Regions from separate parts of the Mus musculus genome. Here regions 1 and 2 are each linked to region 3. A link is a loop called in an ENCODE intact Hi-C map of the cell type or tissue named here. Cell type or tissue: heart. All regions are shown on one strand.

Region 1 (8,000 bases), 56 kb before region 3:
TTTTTTGAGACTATCTCACGTTATGTTGGCTGATCTCAAAACCCTGATCCCCTGCTTCTGTCTCCTAAGTGCTGGGTTTTACAGGGTGGTACACAACTCTTGGCTTATCTTTCACTCCTTGTACAGATGCCAATTACCCAACAAAATAAACCAAAGAGAATAGAAAAACAGGCTAACCGCCCCCCGTGTATGTGTGTGTGTGTGTGTGTATGTGAGTGTGTGCATGTGCAATTGCACACACGCATGTGTGTGCATGTACAAGCTTGAGTGTAGAGACCAGAGTCTACAAGAGCTGTCTTCTTTCCTTTTTGAGATAAGATATCACACTGAACCCGGAGTTCACTGATTAGCTAGTCTGGATGGCTACTGAGCTCCTGGGACGTGCCTGTCCCCCACCCCTCACTCTCTCACCTCACCAGCACAGAAACTCTTGTCTCCATGTCCAGCGTTTTCATTGAGTGCTGGAAATCTGAACTCAGGTGCTCACGCTCACCCACCAAGCCCTTTACTGACAGGGTGGAATCCCCTCAGCCAATAGGAAGGAGCTACCTTTCACGGTGGAATTGAACTTGATTCGGACCTATATGCTTCCCATATAGTAAATGGAAGTCTTTGCTGTTACCTTAAAAGACAGGCAACTGCCACTCCAGAGGGAGCTGATGGGAAAGACTAAAAACCACTGCCTATGGTCATGATTCGGATTAGCTCGAGTGTCACTATATTCGTTGATTTTTTTATTCTATCACCTTGCTTTCTTCATATGAATTACAACTGCTAAACAACAGCCATCTCAGAGTCCTGCTCTAAACAACAGCCATCTCAGAGGTCCTACTTAAGAATCTGTCTCTTAGAAGTTTTAATTTTTTTAAAGGCAGAAATGTCCCCAAAATGAAACCCAGCCGGCTGACATCCGGAGAGTGACTCCGCATACTTTTTTGAGAGAAGTCTCATTATACAACCCAGACTACCCCTGAGCTCTCAATCTTCCTGCCTCAGTTTCAAGAGGGATGGTATCACAGGTATGTGCTATCATGTCCAGCAAGAACAACTTCTTTGATGATGTCCTCTGTACTGACCTATTCCAATTTACCTAACCTTTCCCCCCCCTCTCTCTCCCTCTCTCCCTCCCTCCCTCCCTCCCTCTCTCCTTTCCTTACTTCCTTTCTCCTCCAGCACCCCACCCACCCTCCCACCCATCAGCCTTCACCTCACTATGTAGCTGAGGGTGGATCTTGGGTCTCGGATGTTCCTGCCTGCGTGTCTAAGCACTGAGATCATAGGTGTGACTACCCTAGTCTGACTACTGCTGGGGATTGAACCAAGGGCTTCATGCAACCCAGACAAGCAGTCTACTACCTGAGCCACATCCACTGCTCCATATGGCCATTTTCTCCTCTACAGACAGTATTAAGAAGCCCGTCCTCCAGCTGCAGTGTATGCTGAACTAAACAACAAATTACAGGGGAGGGGTGGAGGGAGAAGGTCGCTGACAGGGTGAGGAGACAGCTGTCCGACTGTCAGCAGATGGCCAGCAGTGATAATAAAATCAGAAGACAGCAAAAAAAAAAAAAAAAGCAGATTTATAGCCCATGAAGAATAGCAACTTAAGTACATTTTAATCATAAGAAAGGCAGACTTTGCCAGTTCAAAAACCCTGGAAATAACAATGCATTAAAAAATTTTTTAATAAAAAATATGTCTAATGTCTCAAATTGTTTGGGTGTAGATGGTTTTCTCTACTACGGATGCATGGGGGAAACAGTGAAGCAATGTAGAAAGAACTCCATTTTAAATCATTATTATACATTGAAATGATTTGACATTTGCTAAGGATATACGTCAGGAGTAGAAGAAACTGGGGTTGGAGAGATGGCTCAGCAGTTAAGAGCCCTGGTTGTTCTTGCAAAAGACCTGCTTTTGAATCCCAGCACCCACATGGTTGCTCACAACCATTTGTAACTCCAGCTCAAAGGAATCCATCCCCCTCCTCTGCTCCCCGAGAGCACTGCATATCTGTAATGTACACATGGGCAAACCACCATATACATAAAATGAAAACGAACCCATTTTTAAGGCCTAGAGAAATGGCTCAGTGGCTAACGGTCCCTGCAGCTCTCCCAGTGAACCCCAGTTCCATTCCCAACACTCATTCCACAGTTGCCCTCACATATTGGGATGAATGGCTTTAAAGGTTTTTTTTTTTCTTTAATCCTTAATCTAATTTCATAAAATTTTTCCTTTCCAGTGGCAACACACGCTGGTAATTGAGGCAGAGGAAAGTGAGTTCCCGGCCAGCCAGGCAGGTAAGATCCCCATCTCTAAACACAAATAAAACAAAAGCCAGGTAGCAACACGGGCAAATGCTATTCAGTTTAAAGTCAAAGGCCACGCCCCCCCAGGACAGGAAGTTCGCACACTTACAGGAAGGGGTGTGGCCAACAGAGATGTTTAGAAGCCCGGAGCCCAACTAAGCTTATACTGATTCTCAGGTAATTACTTCCACTCCCCTGCTTGCTATAGTTTCCCTGCCCTATTATGTTATGAGAAGCAACAAAAGTAGTTAGACACCAGCCTAAGTACTGCTGGAAGAAATCATATTTAAGAACCACTGAACAATTGGGGGCCTGTGGGTTGGTCCCCTTCTCCCTGAGGCACTGGGTAGGAGTTAGGCACCAGTAGATGTGAGGTCAAACATGGTTGATACCAATGATAGGATAATACAGTTTTTATTGCTTATTGTTAGCACTCCTGGTATTTATTAACTGGTAAATATGCAGAACATTGACTTCCTAATTGACAGCTGTTCACCCTTTCCTGGTGCCCTGGGCTGTCTTAAGTAGAGGCCTGTCACTCAGCCAGCCAGCCAGGCTGCCCTCATGCTGGCACCTGCTGCTTTACAGCCCCGAGGAAGCCATGTTATGTGAAGGCTTTGGTACAAACCCATTCTCAAAGACCCAGCCCAGGCCAAGATTGGTCAAATAATTTGTAACATACTCACCAGCCTTTCTGCTAAGGAGAAGCCTCACTGAACTCTAGATGACCCTACAGGCTTTTCTGCCCAGCCCCCACCCCTTTAAGGGGGGGACTATAGGGGGAGGGGCAACAGGGAACACCACACTTTGCCTCCTTGCCTTGACAGACTACAGTAACTCCTACAAATGGGACAGTGCGGTGACGGTCTACCCATGAAGGGTATGAGTCCCTCCCCTCCAGTCTACATCAACCAGCTGTTCTGGTCACCTCCTGAGAAGGCTAGGCGAACACTCTTTTGGGCTGACTTTCCTGGTATTGCAAAATCAGGCCCAATAAAAAAGGCTTATAATCCCAGCACTCAGGAAACTCCTAGGTATGAGGCTAGCCTGGGCTACATAGTAAGTTCCAGGCCAACCATTATATAATGAACCCTGTCTGAAAAAAAAAAAAAAAAAAAAAAAAAAAAGAAACAAAAAGGGTCTTTCCCCAAGTGGTTTTACTTCTCTCTCTCTCTCTTCCCTCCCCCACCTCTCTCTCCTCTCCCTCTTTATCTTTCCTTTCCTTCTCCCTCCCTCCCTCCCTCCCTCCCTCCCTCCCTCCCTCCCTCCCTCCTTTCTTTCTTTCTTTCTTTCTTTCTTTCTTTTTTTCTTCTCTCTCTCTCTCTCTCCCTCTCTCTAGCTCTCTCTCTCTCTCTTTCTTTCTGAACCAGGGTCTCCTCTGCACTTCAAGCTTGTCTTGAGTCCACTTAGCAGGCCGGGCTAGCCTCTTCAGTGTCAGAAGAGCAGGTATGAGCCACCACACCAGGTTTCCCAATGCTATTTTGCGCACAGTAGGCCAAGCTAGTAAAAGCAGAGGAGGCAGGGCCGGGACAGCAGTGGCAGAGGAGACGCAGTGGTGGCTGCTCAGCTGTGGCAGCTGCATGGACAATGTCAGTAAGGACCACAGGTCACAGCATCCTAGGCCCTAGTGCTCCATTGCCAACTGCTACCAAAGGTCAAAGGTCGAGGGATCCCGATCTCCCTGGTCTACACAAAAGGTTGTGAGCATAGGGTGCTGAGAGAGCTAGATGTGGGGGTGGAATGTTTGTGAGATCTATGCCAATAGAGGGCGCCACCTGCCACTGCTTCTGTGCATGGCTACCATCTGGTTATCAAAAGCGGGGTTTGTGGGGAGGGCACAAGCTGCCAAGCGTCTGGCAAGGCAGCTCAGTGGGTAGAGGTGTTGCAGTACAAGCCTGAGCTCCTGAGCTTGGTCGTGGTGTAAAGGTAAAGGCGACAGAGAGAAGAGGCTCTGTAAAATTGGCCTATGACTTCCACACACAGGCCACAGCATGCGCATGTGTGTCCCCACACCAATAACTTAAAAAACTGCCTCAGACTAACACCTAAGCTTCTCTTCTACCCCGATTTCTACTGAGAAAAGGTGACAGACCGCTGGTCAGTTGTTGGTGCCGTCACCCACACAATCCAAATCCTTCAAGTGACAAGAAAGGCAATCAATGGATCTGTCGTGGACGCATTCCTCACTGGCCTTAGAAACCCAACCCGTCTCCAAAGTAAGGCTTCGCAGTATAACCCACGCTGCATTGTAAATGACTCTCTCCCTCCTCAACAGCTTCTTTTTGCAGCAGACAGAGACCATTACAGAAAGTCACTATTCATGGAAATGCAGGAAACAGCTAATCAGGGGGCTCCCCACTCCCTGTGATGCATCTACAGTCCAATCCCTAAACCTAAGCCTCGGGGAACATTTGGAAGATAGGGTGAAAGAGTACAAGAACCCAAAAAGCAGGATGTCTGATTCGAGATAGAGTCTTCTAGACATCACAGGGAGCCACAGCCATGAAATCTCAACAATATGGCTGCTTATGGCAGCTCTATACACCAAGGCCAGTTAACAGGCCAGCATTTGAGAATGAGGCGGATCTCCTAAGGCCTTATTCCTAGATGAAGAGCTACAGGCAATCGATGGCTTCTAGAAGAGGGCGAATCAGTCTCTGCCTGGAATAAGACCTCTGAATGGTTATCCATTCCCAAGTGGTCATATAGTTATGTATATGTGGTTATAAGCAACACTAAAGGGACTCAGTAGGTTATATTCATTAAAACACACACACACACACACACAAACCCAAATATTTTAAAGGTAAAGTTTTAGAACCAATCTTAACCATTAAATGATTACATTTAATTTGTCCAATGATGTATATGTCAGTCTTTCTAAAAATTTAGTAGATACACGTATTAAGATATAGATATAAGGGCCTGGTAGTGGTGGCTCACGCCTTTAATCCCAGCATTTAGGAGGCAGAGGCAGGTGGATTCCTGAGTTCGAGGCCAACCTGGTCTACAGAGTGAGTTCCGGGACAGCCAGGGCTACACAGAAAAACCCTGTTTTGAAAAACCAAAAAAAAAAAATCTGGCAGTTCTTAGGAGATGCCAGTGTTAAGAAGATTGTATCTCTCCATTATTCTTCCGTGACATAGCCTAGTAGAGAATACATTCATTCAGTCGAGGTTTCAGGACCAAGAGACCTCTGAGGCACGTTAACAAGGCCTTGGAAGACCATTTGGTCACGTGAGCAAACATCACCTGCAGCCTTGCCTCAGTCCTGCCTCAACGGAAGCAAGGGCAAGCAACCCTGGGCAAGACAATGTATCATTGTGCCTGGGAAGAGAGTCTTTCAACAGACTGCCAGCCTTGGTCTAAAGACACACTCGGAGAACAAAGGCAAGCGAGAGCCGTCAACCAGGAGAGCCTCGTGCAAACACTGGCATGTGTGGTCACAAGGTGTGTGCCCCTGAACCCTAGCCACCAGGAAGGCAGTGTTCTTCCGACCAGGTGCACCTCCCCCACTCACTCATTCACTCAAAATTCCCTGTGGTCTTCCAAGGATCAACCCTTCTCTGGGAAATGACCAGGTCCACCAGCCTCACCTTGGTGAGGAGACTCGGGTGGGAATTTGTGTTAGCAAGAAGGAAAGGGAAATGGGAGCAGAAGCTCCTTTAAAAAAAATTTAAAGTATTTTATGCATATGGGTGTCTTGGGGGCATGTACGTCTGTACGCCACAGGCACGCAGCACCCTTGGAGGCCAGAAGAGACTGTTAAATCTCCTGGAACTAGAGTTACAAACAGTTGTGAGCCTCCTCATGAGTGCCTGGGATTGAACCCAGGTTCTCTCTGCAAGAGCAGCCAGTGCTTTTAAGTACTGAGCCGTCTTGCCGGCCCCTGGAAATTGTTTTGCTGAAAGCACTGACTCCTTAAGTGTCCTTAAAGGGTTAAACGGTGACTCTGAGTCATCTGGGAATCCAGGAATAGCAAACCTTCACAGGGCAAAGAGGACAACTGACCATGAGCTTGAGATGCCCTCTAAAGAAGAAGCACCCATCTGCTAACAGCCACCTTGACCCTCAAGCAATGAGGACTCACAGGACCCCAGCAGAAACAGTACTGGACCGAGTTCCACCTTCATTCCTTCACTAGGCGTGACCTTGCCCTGTGCCACAATTCTTCCTCCATGGAAGTCATCACCCTAAAGATGGCCCCAGGGCTCGGCGGGAGAGCATCATAGAAGATGGAGCAGGAAGACTGTGAGAGTCAGAAGAAGCAGATGTCTGTAGAGCATCTGCCAGACACGGCTGTGGTGCAGCTGGACACAGGAACTCAGAGCTGTTCAGATTTCATGCATAAGACCTGCATGAGATGGAGGCACCTAAACCCCCGGTGTGGGAGGATGGGGGAGAGATGCATGGACTCCCACACCTGAGGAGATACTGGCCACAGATGGCTGCTGGGGAGGAAAACTAAGGTTTCTTTAGAGAGGTGGCCCCTGAGCCACATCTGTCCCATACTCATGCACATATGGGCAGCACTGAATGGACTTGGTGTATGTGTGCATGTGTGTGCACATGTGCATGTATGTGTGTCCACATGTGTGTGCAGGTGTGTCTGTGTGTGTGTGTACATGTGCACATGTGCATGTGCGGACTCAGTGTGTGTGCATAGTTTGTGTGTCCCATATGCATGTGTGTGTGTGCGTGTTTGTTCATATTTGTCTGTATGAGTGTGTATGTGTGCACATGTGTATGTGTGTGTGTGCATGAGTGTGTGCAGAGAGAGAGAGAGAAAGAGAGAGAGAACAAGAGAGAAGAGAATATAGACTCAGTTGGGAGGGATAGGGAATGAATTGGAGAGGAGGGAATGGGGACGTTATTGGATCCAAATACATTATACACATGTATGAATATTAAGCATCTTTAAAAGGGGTCACTAGGATCCTTTATCCCTTCCAAATGTCACCACATTGAACAAATTTCTCTCTCCCTTTTATGATTATCTGTCTGATTAATCTGTCTGTCAGGATGGGAGGCCACACCTGGCTTGTTAGGATTGCTGGAGCCTAGGTTTGTTTTGTTTCGTTTTGGTTTTTACCCTAAAAAAAATCCTGTTACAAAATACCACAGCGTGTTTTTTCTCTCAGACATTTTCTCTGGTGGTTTTCATTCTTTAGCTCACAGATCTCTGTGAGTTCCATGGTGTTTGTGTGATTCCTGATGTGACCTTTCCCATGCTCCTGTCTTAGGGTCACTATTTTAGCATGACTCTTGCCCTGATTCTTAACTGCTAAGCCATCTCTCCCTCCAGCCCCAGATGCACCATTTTTAAAGGTTCTGTTAGTGATTATAAGGGGACCCAGGTCTGAAAGGTAGCCTATGGGAGATAGTCACTAAACATGGTTAATCGAGTTACTAGGTGATTGTCTCCCATTGCCAAGGAATGCGTAAAACAGTTCCCCTTTGAACAGAGCTGTCTACCTGCCAAGTTCTAACACACACACACACACACACACACACACACACACACACACACACAAAAGAGAAGAACAACAACAAAATCCCATGAGGTTTGCTCAGACATCCCCTGTTTGGTTCTTCCCTTCAACAAGTCTTGCAGAGTTTATACCTCAAACTGTCACAAAATCCAGGTGCTATACAAAAATATATGTACTATACATGCATAGATTAAAA
Region 2 (8,000 bases), 150 kb before region 3:
AAGCCAAACCAGGCAGGCTCTAGCACTCAGACATGAATGCAGAACTGCTTAGGGATTGACCATGATGCTGAGGCAATCTATCTCCAAAGCCTCCAGGAAGCCCGCTGGGTAAGCCCTCTCAGACTCAGCCATTAGTAATTGGCTGAACAATACATATCAAAGCACACATATAGTAGCTGGCCAGCCTCCTTCCACACTCCACAATCTGTCTGCAGTTTGTGTGTCTGATGTATTTAGCTATCACCAGAAGTGTTGGTGTAGCAGGCCGGCAGCGGCTATGTGGAGACATGTCCTTGAAACCCTTACTGAGGGCTCAGCCAGTAAGGAATGGGAGGCTGAAGCAACAATGGTCTTGCTTTTCCAATTATGAAGAACCCAAGTTTTCTGGTAAAATGTACTATGAAGTAACTGTGAAGTGTGTATCTCCCTCCTCTGGCCAGGCTGTGGATACTGCATCGAGTCAGCTTACCACCTCTTCACTGGACTTTTTGGGGTGCGGGGTGATGCACTTCCTGTTGGCAACTCAATCCCACATTTCATGTACGTGGCTCCCTACCTTCATGTCCTGACCCTCTGGGGGGTGGGGCATCCGAAGAGGCTCATTTTCTCAGGACCCAAAGGACCCAGCATACAGGTCGCAGGCTCCTTACCTCCCTCTGAGACACCCTCTGACTCCCCTTTGAAGTTTATAAAATAGCATTTTTCATGAGCTCCCGATAAAGCCTGGCCATTTTTCTTGAGCTTTCAAGAATATTTATTTGTTCTTTTCCCTTCTCAAAAAGTGCTCCCGGCTTTGGGCTTTGTAAGAATGTACACAATAATAAACAGGATGCTATAAATAGCTCAGACATTCCAAGTATGTCTAACGATTCCCTCCCTGCATGTCTGGCACCACAGCCTGCAGACTCCAGCATCCTCGGATTAGGCTGTCAAGGTGGTTTCAGAGGTTAAAAGCCGTCTATGCAGACCCACAGCAAAGCAGCGTTAGACACTCTCCCAGAATGCTCCACTTTATCTACAAAGCCTGGCATTTCAAGAGCTTCGGTGTAGGCAATCAGCGGCTAGATCTCAGAGTAAAGCCAACGGCCCTCCCACCCTACACTGATAACTGCCTCTTTCCCACGGACCTTCCTCTGACTAACCAGGGTGTAGATGCCACAGTGCTATTTGGTCCTCAGAGATAGGTGGCACCCTTCCAAGATTGCCAAATTTTTGCCAAGGGAGGAAAGGTACGTTGGAGGTTTAAATAATTTGTCTAGATCACACAGGCAGAAAAATAGCAAGCCAAGATACCAAGGTCAAACTTTCTAGAAAATTCCGCCATCTTTCCCATGCCGCTTCCTGTCTCTCAGGCAACAGTACTGTATCCTCTGGTGGTCACGGTCACATCCTCATTTCCCCATGCCCTGCTTCTCGTTGTCACCCTGTCTACTACTGCCCACAGCAACAGTACCTCCTTTGTGTTTCAGGGCCATTCTGGAATTTGCTCAGAGACTTCCCCTTATTCTCAGCCTCTGCTCTCGTCCCAGGAGAGTGTTTGAGTGGCTGACCCTCAAGGGATCCCAAACTCTTCCTTCCTTCCATACCGGCTTCTCCTGTAGATCAGTGTGTTCTGTTATTTGCCCTTTGTTCCTTTGTGGGTCTCCTTGGAATTGAACACTCACCTCAATTCAGGTCCATTACTCCTCCCCACCCCCACTCTGCCTCAGTGTCCCTGATATGGGGGGCCTTAAGGAAAACTGAGGCTGTTCATTGTCTAAACCTTATACAGTTTTGGAGGGGCTGGGGATTAAACCCGGAGCCTCAAGTTGCTGAGGCAAACTCTTCAGGCTGTGTTCTGTCCCTAGCCCGTGTCCTTCCTTAATTGTGCTCTGATCATGGACTAGAGGGAAGGATCCATGGACTGAAGGTTGACCGTGAGAGCAGCAGGCAGATAATGGCTAACATGACGAAGGCTAACAAGTGACAAGTGAGGAGGGAAGGCTTGCTCAGGTGACACCAAGACTGAGGAGCATGGTTCTGAAGGTGACAGATTGTCAGCAGCCTTTCACAGTCAGAACCATCCCATGCCTGATGTGTGGGAAGAGGGTCAGGATGGACTTAGGCAATAAACGTCACTGCTCAAAGGCCAGAGAGTGTGCTCTCTGTCGCAGGCTGCTCGTTTGAGACCATCTGTTGATTCCCCTCTGGCTGTCATGCAGTAGATAACTAAGAAAAAGATGCATGGCGCATAGCCTAGGCTGATCCCCTCACTAGCCTGTGGGCCTTGTCCCATCGGAAGCTAAATAAATAAACTGAAGCTTGCTGCCATGACAGAGCCTCCTCAGGCTTCGGGTATCCCTAGGGGGTTAGGCACTGATATCTTTCTCTTCTCTGGGCGTTCTTTTTGTGTCACTGTCATCAGATTAAAACTTACATTTTTTGGGGGATGAAACATATCAGTGGATACGAGTATTAATTTTTTTCCCCAGAGAATCTGAGTTTGATTCTGAGCACCCATGTGATTGTATATGTATGTATGTTTTGCCTACATGCATGATCATGTGCCATGCCTGGGGTGTTCAGATAAGGGTTATCAGATCCCCTGGAATTGGAGTTACAGTCGTCGGTGAGCCGCCATGTGGGTGCCGGGAACTGAACTGGAGTCCTCTATAAAATAGTACTCTGGTCAGTACTCTTAACCACAGAGCTTAACTCTCCAAGCTAAATAAAATACTATTTAAAACTACGTTTATTGTGTGTGCATGCATGTGTGTTTGGGTGAATACTAATACTATATGGTGTGTATGCTGAGGTCAGAGGTTAGAGGTCAGGAGTCAGTTCTCTTCTTCCACCATGTGGATCTGGAGGGTTGAACTTAGGTTGTCAGGCACCTTTACCCCCTGAGCCATCTCACTAGCCCCTAAAGTGGCTCATTAATGGCATGGCCTGAAGCTAAAATCCTCTCTCTCTCTCTGGGTGAGTGTCTAAGTCCCTTCTTTGTTGGCTTTGTTAACTTTTTGTTCTCAGTTCCCTTTCCCTCCCATTCCTTACGCCTCCCATCTGATGATTTTGCCTTCTGCATTTCTTTTCTGAGTGTAACTGAAAGAGATGTTGTTGGTTGGAGTTTCAGATTACAGGAGATGAGGAAGTATCTAAACTACAAGGAGAGACTTTCCCTCGGGAGCAAACCGTCTTTTAGGTTACAGTTGGGCTGTGCAGTCATGCGGGTGATGGGAAAATGATAAATGGGATTTTGTTGGTAGCTCTCAGGAGTACTACGGATAGATTTAAGATTGCTGTCTCTTTTGGCCTTATTAGAGAGTTTAGGGACCTCAAACCGAGGGTCATGACCTCTCATAGCTAGGCCAGGCACTTCTCTTTACCTTTCTGAACTTGATCCTTCCTCTCCAGGGGCCTCTCCAAATGTACCATTTATTTGCTGGCTTCCTTGGTCCACAGCTGACCCCTCCTCCCACTGAACTCAAGCATAAAGCTGGTCAGCTGTGCGGATGCATCCTGGGGTTGTTAGGAACCTCGTGGACTTCTGTATATTTATTTTGCAGGGAGTTTTGTTGTGCTTTTGTTTGTTTGTTTGTTTGTGTTTTGAGACAGGGTATCTCTGTATAGCCCTGGCATAACCATGCACGTGGAACCCACTCTGTAGACCAGGCTGGCCTTGAGCTCACAGAGTTCTGCCTGCCTCTGGGATTAAAGGTGAATGTCACCACTGCCTGGTTCTTTTGTAACTATTGTAAACTGGACTTTAAATCCTTGAAGATGGAAAAACAAAACAAAACAAAGATCTTAGTTATAAGACAGGTGTATGATTCGGGGCTGTAATCCCAGTTACTCGAAAAGCTGAGGCAGGAGGGTCATACTTTGAGATCAGCTGGGGACTTAGTGAGACCTTGTCTCAAAATGAGTAAACAGAAGGCTGGCAATAAATCTCGGTGGCAGAGAGCTTACCTGCCTAGCACACGGGGATTCCTAGGCTCAAGGCCCACAACTAAAAACCCAAAACCCAAAAACCTAAGTTCCTTTTGCCAGTTCACACATAAGACTTAGAATAACACCTTATGAAGTAAATCTCTGTCAGTAGAAAATAATCATTGTATTCTGGTTTTCCTAAAGATTAAAACCAATTTTGATGGAGTAACATTTGAGATTGTTCCCACCTACCTGGCTAGCAAGTCAATAAGTTCAAGTTTGGACATCCCATCAGGCAACAGGCGAGGAATCGCGGCAACACAGGTCCTGAAGAGATCTATCTTGGGCTTTCTCTCGCCCCTAGAGTTTGAAGACAAAGTTTAAGCAAGTCAAAAGATTATGAGAAACCATTTAGACTTATGTGTTTATGTATTAGATGTATCTAGGCACAGGCCTTCTAAGTACAGCCTGGTGCTGGCCCCTAGCATTAGCAAATGTTTATCTCCTCAGAGTTTCACGAATGTCAATGGAATTTTAAAAGTCTAGATGCAGGTGCTGGAGAGATGGCGCAGATGTTTACAGCGGGGTGTGCTCTTACAGAGGACCCAGGTTTGATTCCCAGCATCCACAGGGAGGCTCACAACCATCCCTAACACTAGTTCCAGGGGATCTAATTTCACCTTCCAATATTTACAGGGACAATTGTACATGTGGTACACACATACATACATATACATACAATTCACACACAAAATAAAATGAATAATTCTAGTTTTAAAAGGTCAAATAGTGGCATACACGTCTAATTACAGCCTTCAGGAGGCAGAGACAGGTGGATCTCTGTGAGTTTGAGGCTAGCCTGGTCTACAAAGCATGTTCCTGAACGGCCAGGATACAAAGAGAAACCCGGTTTTGAAAAACTAAAAAAAAAAAAAAAAAAAAAAAAAGTGGAAGTCAAATCTCATCAACACATCTGTTTAACCACCCTCGGAGACTCTGGCTTGACCCCTCCAGCAGCACATCCTGCCTTCTTGGCCGCACTCACGTGATCATATCTTCCGGCTCTTTGTTTAGCATCTGGACGTTGGTCAGCATCATGCACCGCCCCACTTCTTTATCAAGGTGCCTTAAGATATTGCCTACGGCCTTGCGGACTTGAGAGTAATACAAGGACATTCCTGGAAAATATGTGTTAGCCATATTGTCAACTAAATACGTCAAAGAATCATAACCTGGTTTACACAGGGTCTACAGCATTTCTCCTGCGAGCGGGTCCTCTGTGCCTGTGCCTGGGATTTCCGTGAGTGCAGAGCTGAGGGTAGTTCCGTCTCTGTTTGCCTGGCTCCTAGTGCACCACCCCACACTTTGGAGATGTTTGCCAAATAATCATTGAGACTTACTTAAGAAGAGCTGTAATACTTTTGAAATGGTTTGATTGGTTTGTTTGTTTGTTTGTTTTGTTTTTAAAGATTTATTTACTATTATATCCAAGTACACTGCAACTGTCTTCAGACGAACCAGAAGAGGGTGTCGGATCTCATTACGGATGGTTGTGAGCCACCATGTGGCTGCTAGGATTTGAACTCAGGACCTTCAGAAGAGCAGTCTTAATTACTGAGCCATCTCTCCAGCCCTTGATTCGGTTTTATTTTATGTATGTGAGTGCTTTGTGTATACACATATATGGTGCACCACAGGTGTGCAATGCCCTCAGAGGCCAGAAGACGGTGTTGTGTCCTATGGACTATATTTACAGATAGTTGTGAGCTGCCATTGTGGGTGCTGGGAAACCACTTGGGGTCCTCTGTGAGAGCAATCAATGCTCTTAACCACTGAGGCAACTCTCCTGCTCCCTATTTCTAAAATCCCAATGAGAAAGACTTCATGAAAGTTAAGTAATTAATTTTGCTTTATAAATATTATGTTTCTGAAGAACAAGAAAACCTACCAGCATTAGCAATTATATTATAAATGATAATTCTTATTTGGGGCTGTTTAATAGCTGTAGAGTGTACACTGAAATGTGTGTGCAGAGTCTTAGCAAAATAAACTACTGACTTCACTTATAAACTGTAAAATGCTGGAAATGTACTGCTACCATTGCATGTGCTATAAATATCCTTACAGTTAGAAGACAGCAACACACACATACTCACACACACACATACTCACACATACACACACTCACATACACACTTGCACACATTCACACACTCACACTCACACACTCATTCACACACAAATACACTCACACACACACACACACACTCACACACACACATACACTCACACACACACATTCACAAACATACTCACACATACACACTCACAAATCAAACAAGAATTGGTACATATCATATTGTAGCAAAATGAGTGCCAAGAGTCATGCCTTACACATGAAAAGTCTTGAACTCCTGAGCCTAAGGAGACCAACGTTAAAGTGAAGAGTTCTGCATGTGTTCTCTCATATCTCTGGAATTTAGGGACTGTTTATAATAGTTTCTAAATCTGAGTACTTAATGTTTGTTTGAACAAACAAGCATTAAAAAGAATCACCTCTTTGGACTCAGGAAGATATATCAGAAAGAGAAAAATTCTCCTGCAGTATTTGTGGGACTTGGCATGCTTACAAAAGAAGGGAAGGAATTTTCTTTGAAATATGAATTAATGAAAAATTATAAATAAGATTATTTGCCAAAATACACAGATATTGTGGAAACTTACTGTACAATGTAGATAACCAATAATGAATATTAGATGTTTACCTGGACCCAGATGAAGGCCAACATCTAAATGGCAAAATATTTACCTGATAGTGCTAAAGAGTTTGAAGGGCTCCAAGATTGGAACCCACTGGGAATCAGTCAACAGCTGTGCAGGAATGTCTCACCAGAGACTTGCTCATTTCTCTCTTTCTCTCTCTCTCTTTCATTTTTTTGAATGCAGCGCACTTACAGTAAGGACCTGCTAATGATTTTCAGGGGTTCGTACCCACCTATCATTTTGGCTTCCTCCTCAGTGAGTGTTTTACTCAAGTATGTCTTCTTCACTCTCAGGGTGTTTCCTGAGGGGAGCACGGCTCCCGTCACTGGCATGGGCGGCTCGCCATCCTTTTGTTGTAGGCTATCAGCAATCACCAGGAACGCCCGCAAACCGATGTTCATTCTCTGGAAGAGACACAAGGAAAGGCTCAGTCATCTAGAAGAATCCGTCAGGGTTTAACTCGAGGATAAACAGGCAGGGAGATGCTCGCCAAACCTAGAGGGCATGTTTGAAATGGGCACGCATCTGTTAAAGGGATGTGCGCGTGCGTGCGTGCGTGCGTGCGTGTGTGTGTGTGTGTGTGTGTGTGTGTTACTTATTTATTTTGAGATAAATAAATCACTGTGTAGCTCTGGCTGTCTTGGAATTCATTATGTAGGTCAGGCTGGCCTCAACTCACAGCGATCAATTTGCCAAACATTAGATAGAGCTCGGGGAGTCTTATGGAAGAGTTGGGGGAAGGACTGAGGCACCTGAAGAGGACAGGGACTCCACAGGAAATCCAACAGAGTCAACTAACCTGGACCTTTGAGGGCTCCCAGAATCTGAACCACTAACCAGAGGGTGAGCATGAGTTACACCTAGGTCCCCCACCCTTCACCATACACATGCAGCAGATGTATAGTTTCGTCTTCATGCAGGTCCCCCAACAACTGGAGCAGGAGCTGTCCTTGAATCTGTTGCCTGACTGTGGATCCCATTCCCCTAACTGGGCTGCCTTGTCTGGCCTCAGTGGAAGAAGATGTGTCTAGTCCTGCAATGAGTTCATATCCTGGGGGGAAGGGGGAAGCTACCTATAGCAGGGCTTCCCTTCTCGGAGGAGAAGGAGGGGGGGGGAGGGTCTGCATGAGGGAGTTCTGGGAGGAGAGGAGGGCTGATATTGGGATATAAAATAAATAAAATTTTAAAAAGGTATGCCCCACCATGCCCAGCCAACATTAATTATTGATCTCTGATTATATTATTTTTATTTTTTTAATCTGTTTTTAAAAGATTTACTTATTTATTATATGTAAGTACACTGTAGCTATCTTCAGACACACCAGAAA
Region 3 (8,000 bases):
CAATGACTGCTCTTAATGACATCATCACTCCATGTGTTGCTTGGGGTTAGCAATGACTGCTCTAGATGCAGGTCCCATTTCTCCCAATGGTAACAGCAGCCTTAGAGATAGAAATCCTCTTTATTGATTTTATTTGTGCGTAGCTGCACCCAAGATCCCAATAATGTTATGATATTGGAGGAGAATTTTTAAAGATTTCTTTTTACTTATGGTTATGTGTGTGCCTGTGTGGATGTATACCAAGCATGTGTGGGTGCCCACAGAAGCCAGATGAGAGTATAGGAGCCCCTGGAGCTAGAGTCACGGGAGGTTGTGAGCTGCCTGGTCTGGATGCTGGGAATCAGACTCAAGTCCTCTGGAATGACTGAACCAGGCGCTCCTAACTACTGAGCCACCAATCCAGCCCCTGGAGAATTTTTTTTTAATGAGGAAAATGCCACAGAGTGTAAAATATTGCTGGCGTCCTCTTTCTTACATTGAATTAATAATAATAATAATAATAATAATAATAAATAGTGTCAACAAAGAACTGGTCCCAAGTAGACACAGATCATTAGGGTGTTTTGCTTGGTTGGTTTTGGTTTGTACAACTCGGCAACGAATAGTTTGTTATCAACATCTTACCAATGAGGTCTATTAGACATTGCTGTGTGTTATTAATGAAAGTGTTAGCCATTCTTTTGAAAATAAGGTAGGCATCTAGAAGACTTTTTTTTCACCCAACACACCAGCTTAACTGCCTGACTGTGTGGAACCTCATGGATCTTGGAAGATGTAGTCTTGGCTTCAGAAGCACGTCAGCAAGGAGCAAGCTAAATAGTCACTACCAGCATAGCATATTTACCACATAGACTCACGCTCCTTATAATGCAGAGTCAGACCTATTAGCATCCTCAATGCTCATTCTCACTGGGTGAGCTTCTTCAGATTTAGGTTTGGTCATTCAATGTCGGGCAAGAGCCATGCTGCTGTTTCATAGACAGGTGGCAGAGTTACTTGAGACTCTGCAGGTGTGGAGTTTCCTTGAAACTGGTTTTTGCATAGGACTACTATTCCCTACATCTCCTCAGGAAGGCTGGGACTTGTTTAATTTGGAGTGTTAGCAGGAGTTGGTCCACGATTCAGAAAATTATAATGTTGAGAGCGACGCCCTATCTTCCTGACACTTGGTCTGTACCTGGGTCAGTGTGCGCAGTCAAGGCTGCTCGACAAAGGAGGCCACATCTACTTGTCAGATTGACTTCCTAGGTACAGGGGGGAGATCAGGAGCATGCTAGCATTCTGAATATTCACTAGGGATGGCTGTTCTTATCTGTCAGGGGCTGCAGAGATGGATCAGCAGTGAAAAGCACTGGATGCTCTTGCAGAAGACCTGGGTCCTGGTCCCAGTAGCCACATGGCCTCTCACAACCATCTATAACTCCAGTGCTAGGAGAATCTACTGCCCTCTTGTGGCTTCTGCTGGTACTAACACATATGGTGCATAGGCACATACACACACACACACACACACTTACACACACATGATGATCACACAAACAAACATTTCAAGAGCCTCATTATATAAAATATGAAAGAAGAAACTTTCCTCTTAAGTGAGTATTCTACACACAGATTCTTTTGTGGTATATAATTTTAGGCTTTAGGGTATACACAGGGAGGATTCGGTAGGAGCTGAGTCACATGGGCATCCATGGAATTTTAAGAAGGTCATGTAAGAACATGATGGCTGGGCATACAGTTAGAAAAGTTATCTGAACAAAACTTGCAGCTAAAAACAACTTTTACTGGGAAGAAAAGGACAGTGCAAGTCCCCAAACATATGAGCAGCTAAAATAATTTTAACTCTTCTTTCTTTGTCTTCTTAACCCTATCTCTGAAGTAGGAAACACATTTCTTTTGAGAAGCAAATACAATTTTAGGGTTTTTTTTTTCCCTTAATAGAAAACAAAAAAAAATTTCACAGAGTTTAAGAAAGACAAGCTGTTCTCACTGGTGGCCCTTTTGAAGACTCAGTACATGTGAGTTTGGCCTCTCTGAAATGGACAAGATCCTGGCCCGATGTTCCTTTCTGAAGCGACACCTGATCGTCCCTGTGGCTACCAGGTGGAGACACTCAGCAGGCTCTTGCATGTAACTGGGTCACTCTGTCACCGAGCTACTGCCACTTTTCCTGAGATTGGATAAACTATGTTTTCAAGCCCAACTGTGTAAGCCACATTCTCAGAGGGAAGAGGGAGTCTACAAGGGGATACAGAAATAAAGCAGAATTAAGACCAAGAAGCAAATTTTCCCCTGGGCCCCGCTCTGCAAATAATTTATTTTAAAGGATGAAGATTATATCTCAAGGGGCTGGAGAGATGGCTCAACAGTTAAGGGCACTAGCTACTCTTGCAGAAGACCCAGGTTCAATTCCCAGCACCCACATGGCACAGAGTCTGCCAATCCCGGGGCAATTTGAGAGAAGCAAAGCAAGGACCCGTGGAGTGGCCTGATGATGGACTGCCCCTCCCCCTCCCCCTCCCCCTTCCCCTCCCCAGGAACCAGAACTCAGAAAACTTCTGCCAGGTAGCAAAACACAACATTTCTTTCTTTCTTTTTATTTTTTATTTTTATTTTTCGGGACAGGGTTTCTCTGTGTAGCTCTGGCTGTCCTGGAACTCACTCTGTAGACCAGGCTGGCCTCGAACTCAGAAATCTGTCTGCCTCTGCCTCCCAAGTGCTGGGATTAAAGGTGTGCATCACCACTGCCCGGCAGCATTTCTTAAGATTGATCCTTTATCAGAATATGCCTTGGGAACTTGAAGGATAAATAGTGTTTAGGCTTTGTTGATACAGTAAGGAGCAAATTTAATTTCAAATATATTTATAGTCATAGTTATTTCCATAACAGCATCTGCTAGGGCAGTGGTCTTCCACCTGTGGGTCTCAACCTCTCTGGGATCATATGTCAGACATCCTGCATATCAGTTATTTACATTACAATTCATGACAGTAGCAAAGTTACAGTTCTGAAATAGAAAGGAAAATAATTTTCTGGTTGGGGAATCATCACTGTTGGCATTCAGACTTGGGAAGAACAGCTGAGGTGCATATTTACGTACCAAAGAGGACCTGGCCTCCAGGTTCTCCCAGCGTCGGGTCCCTCAGTCCCTACCTATTTGTTACAGGATATGCTGGCATACCCCACCCTCTGTCCTGAATTTTACACCCCAGGGGCTGGGCTTCTCCCCACTCCCCAGAGACATTTTGGTGGCTGCCTCTCTCTTCTCCATCTGTGAGCACGCTTTCTCTCTTTCTCTTTTCCTTCCCCTGTCTCCCTCTGCATGGCTTCACTCAGCCCCTCCTGTGTGGTCAGTGAACTTGCCTGAGAGGTGCCCCAAATAAACCTGCCTTTATACTTTAATTTGGCTTGAATTGGCTCACTTATCAACCACAAAAGGAGGAACTGAATTATGGGATTGCAGCCTTGGAAATGTCGAGAACCACTGTGCTGGGGCCTGGTACTCAGTGGGTAGGACTACACACGATCTCATCCCTTGTCTGCAATATCATGATGGAGCTGCAAACGGGGGTGGGGGGAAGGGACAGGTCCATCGACTAGTTATGAATGCAGAACTTGGAAAAACCAATACTACCTCTGAAATAGGCAGTTGAAAGAAGACTCAGGTAAACATCACTGACATAGGTGAAGGCTCAGTCACTTCCCTGAAAGACACCACATCTCACTATGATGTCTTGGCAAACCCTGGCTAGCAAAGTCACATTGCCACCATAAAAATATTCTGAGTCTGATGTAATCCACATGAGCCTGACACACAACTGAGTGGGGATAACCAGATTATAAGACAAATATATATATATATATATATATATGTATATATATATATATGTAAATATATATATATATTTCTATACATAATTATGGGTATATGTATATATTCCCTTGCATAATTATGGACACACACACACACACATGAGCTTGAGGTACATTCCTTATACTGTTCACCTCCCTACCCCTGCATCCCAGAGCCTGTTTTTTCTTCTGAAGCAGCCAAGTGTACTCTTTCCCTGCCAGGCTTAGCAGTGGGCCATGGTTCCTTCCAATCAGAGTGGATGATATGAGCCAAGGCCAACTGACACCCCAGTAGCTTTCAGGGACCAGAGGTTTTATATATATATACATATATATGTGTATATATATATATACACACACATACATACATACATACATACATATGAATTAAAGAGATTATATTTCCCTTCTGTTAGGGAAGAGAATGCACACACCTTTGAATACTTCAGGAGTTTGTGCTCTGGACAGAGTGGAAACTCCCCAGCAGAGAAACAGGTGTTTGCCCAGGACATAGGTCCCTACCAGGGAGCGGTCAGCCAGGCGGGGCTGTGCCCAGCTTCGCGGACACTGCACAGGGCCCAGGCAGTGTTCATCATCCCCTTTCGATTTGCTTTTCTTACTACAGTATCTGCCTGGGTAGAGTACCAACAAATAGCAAACGGGTTGCTCTCCTACTATTTCCTCTTACTTGACTTCCCTTTCTGAGGCTGAAGAACAGTTGAAGGGCGGCCCCTTGGTCCTCCATCCCAGGCTCCAGAAGTCCTCTGCCCCACGGGTTCCCAGTTGTATCTACAGTCTATTCACTTGTGTAATGAATACAGCCAGGGTCTGAAAGCCAAGTTAACAGTGAGGCCAATAAGCCCCTTCCCCAGGCGACTGCACTGTCTACCCGTGGAGGAGGTCCGCCTTTCTCCTGTGATCATTCTCAGACTTCTGAGTTCCCCAATGGGTGAGGAGCCGAACATTCTGGAAGGGGAGCTGCTCACCTCTTCTTCAAATCATACTCATAGTCTCTGCAGCTGCATATGGTGACACCTAGTGGCGGCAATTAGCACAGAAGGAGAGAGATGCTTGAAGCCATTGACCCACCTAACATCACCAGCCTGTCTTATTGGATCTTAGTCCACCTTCCTTACGACAGACATCGTCCTCAAAAGGCTGAATGACTACTGCGGGGTTTCTTACTGCCTTTTACATCTGATAACCATACTGTGATACGGCTGCACAATAAAATTAGATCTTCAAAGAAATCTCCTTGAGTCTAACTTTTTCATTACAAGGGACGATGCAGTACGCAGAAATCACAGAAATGTCTTCCAAAGATGCCCCACCGCAGCCTCCTAACCTCTGGGAAGCATCACCCCTGGCTGACATCAGTCATCAGAAGTGAACTTCAACCTGGAACCATCCGGGTGGGCCTCCAAAGACAGACAGTGCCCTCTGCCGGGGAAAGACATGCAAGGCCCCGGGGCAGCGGGGAGGGGAGGGGAGGGGTGGGGAGGGGAGGGGGGCGGGGCAGCGGGGCGGCGGGGGTGGCCGATTTGGTATGCCCCTGTGCTGTCATGGTGAAGGTGCCATGAGAGAAGGAAGAAATGCCTCTCAGATACCAAACAGTACTTTCTCAAACTAGTTTGTATTGAAGGGGCAAGCCCCAGAGTGGTGGTGTTTTGAGATGGGGCCTGTGGAGGGTCACTAGGATTAGATGACGTCATGGGGTGGAGCCCGGGGTCTCAGAATTACTGCCCTCAGAAAGAAGAGCCTGCAGGAATCTTCTTCTACATGTTTCTCTCTGTGTTACGTGACTAGACAGTGACACAGTCGTCATCTACCTTGATAATACCTAACTAGGCTGGCACACTTCAGAGTGGCCAGAAAATAATTGTTTATTGTGTAAGACACGTAGCCCGCGGTTGATACTTGGTTACAACATCCAAAGTGATAGCCAATAACAGGAACCACCTCTTGTAAGTACTGGCAGTACTTGGTGTGAGCCAGGAAACAGCCTTCCCAGAGCCTCTAGGGAAGAGTTCAGGTTGGTCAAGGCCTTGGTTCTGACCTTGAGCAAAGGGTCAGGCTTCCCACTGTGTGAGTACACAGTGTTGCCCAACGGTAGAAAAGCAGTACAGGCGGTTATCAAATTACACACACAAACACACACACACACCACTTTTCCCTGGTGCTAACCTCAGCTCTCTGTTGCATCCTCTCCTTCCTAGTTATTCCAGGGCCTGCCCACTCACCCACCTCGAGCCTTCCCTGCCTTTCATCTGGACTTCATTCAGTCTCCTCAGTGGAGTCCTGCCCTTTTCTCCAAACATAGGCAATTCTGCCAGACCTTCTCCATACCATAGAAGACAGAGTTCTGTACTCTAGAAAGATATTTCTAGCAAGGACATGCTCACTAGCCCGGGGTACTAGGCATTTGTTTGTGTGTTTGTTTAGTTTTTTTTGGTTTTATTTATTTTTCTCCATTCTAGCTATATTATTTGAGGAAATTTTATCCTGCTATTATTAGGTAAGACGCTCTTTCCTCTGTGATATGGCATTTATGGCCAGAGTGGTTGGCAGCACAGATGTCACAAAGCATCTCCGCTTGCATCTCCATTGCAATATTGACTTACATTACCCTTGTATCAGGAAGAAGAATTTACTCATCTACTGGAATCTGAGACTGTCTGAGTGACTTGTTATTGTAGGGCATGGGGACTGTGCCACCAGAGGAACTAGCATGGAACACGTGAGGTTGGGCATGTCCAAACTCCAGAAATCTCAAAAGCTGAGATTAGAATCTCACCCTGAGACCAGCAGGAGTGTGGTAGCTCCCTCCCTGTTCCATGTTTGCCTGGGAGCAAGGAACCAGGCAAGCCTCAACCAGGTGATCACAAGTAATCAGTCAAATCGCTCAGCGCCTGAACTCTTCCACGTGCAGATGAGGCATCTCAGTACCCGTAGCCTTCAGCCAATGACCTTTTTCTTCCCTGGATATTCTCACACCTTTCTCCAAACTATATAACCCTCGGTTCACCCTGAATGGAGTGTATGTGTTCAAACCTACCCCCATAAAGAAATATGAGCAAGCTAAGACTGTCTTAGAGAGCTGCTTCATTAAAGATCATCAGAGAAGGCCTTCTCTTTCCTCTCACAGAGAGATGACTTTAGCACTGGGAAGAAGCGATGTGTCCCGGGCACTCATTCCCAACCAGACTGGGATCCTGCTCAACCTAGACTGCCTCCCCCACCAGCCTAGCTGAGAGTGGCATCTGACCTGCTAGAGGCAGAGGGGGACTGCAGACCCCACCCCTTGGGACTTACACAAGCGGCACCATAGCCATAACTAATGGGACACAAGCAAAGGCCACGTTAGGGCAGAACAACTTTTTCTCTTGCTTCTGGCAACCTTGGTCACTCCATGGACAAATCAGTTCAGCATCATGAGGTTAGATATCTATGGAGACAGCCCTGATGCCTTCATTGCATGCTGAGGTTTCAAGAATGTGAAAAACAGCTTTATGTCCAAGCCAAGGTCACGCGTGCATGCACACACGCGCGCACACACACACACTCATACACAATACACACCTACTCAAACACATACACAACACACACTCATACATATACACAACACACACATTCTCACACACACACTCATACAATACACATATATGCAAGCACTCACATACACAGACACATTCATGCACACATATTTACTCATACACCTATACACAACACATACTCTTACACAAACAACACACATACACGCACAAACATACACTCACATACACACACAAGTATGGGATCGTGGTACTGTGGAGACAGAAGCAATTACTGCCGAGACCTGGGACTCACAAGTCAGACTGCATTTGAACCTGGAGTTCATTTTCACACCACTTAGTCCAAAATACATAAGGCCTTAGATTTGGTTTTGAGTGACTCTTGACTGAGAAGGTCCTCAAGTAGTGTCCTGATAGAGGGACACTGCTTTGTTTTGGCTGCAAAGAATCCCCATAAAAAAATCCTAAAGAAAATATTTGATGAAAAAAGTTGAATCTACCCCCAAGGAGTTAACAAGCTAACAAGGAGTTAACATTCAAGGAAATGTGGGATATAAAGAGTAACTTTTAGAGGTGCTAGAAAAGTGATGAAA

The links. A loop is a pair of places that touch in the nucleus more often than their neighbours do. Peaks named below come from ENCODE experiments on the same cell type or tissue, not always from the same donor. Only the 100,000 strongest peaks of a DNase experiment are listed, where the experiment ranks them.
Region 1: a loop joins it to region 3, with 2.0 times the contacts of the local background. A loop is called at or near these places in 4 of 42 quality-filtered maps.
Region 2: a loop joins it to region 3, with 2.1 times the contacts of the local background. A loop is called at or near these places in 4 of 42 quality-filtered maps.

The regions. Positions count from the first base shown.
Region 1 is chr5:150,285,869-150,293,868 of GRCm38, reverse strand. All of the region lies in intron 1 of Fry (FRY microtubule binding protein), which reads right to left. Among named protein-coding and RNA genes, the nearest start is that of Fry, 30 kb to the right of the region's middle. In heart, a CTCF peak has its summit at 4,079 (motif pointing right); no DNase peak of the experiment used is centred here; H3K27ac peaks cover 1,947 bases.
Region 2 is chr5:150,377,885-150,385,884 of GRCm38, reverse strand. It overlaps Fry (FRY microtubule binding protein), which reads right to left. Exons shown (of 61, transcript NM_172887.2): 15 at 6,905-7,076; 16 at 4,955-5,087; 17 at 4,162-4,269. Among named protein-coding and RNA genes, the nearest start is that of Gm36299, 26 kb to the left of the region's middle. In heart, no CTCF peak of the experiment used is centred here; no DNase peak of the experiment used is centred here; H3K27ac peaks cover 3,057 bases.
Region 3 is chr5:150,230,244-150,238,243 of GRCm38, reverse strand. It overlaps a transcript of Fry not described here. Among named protein-coding and RNA genes, the nearest start is that of Fry, 26 kb to the left of the region's middle. In heart, CTCF peaks have their summits at 1,436 (motif pointing left) and 4,907 (motif pointing left); DNase peaks (open chromatin) are centred at 4,853, 5,283 and 5,893; H3K4me3 peaks cover 553 bases; H3K27ac peaks cover 754 bases.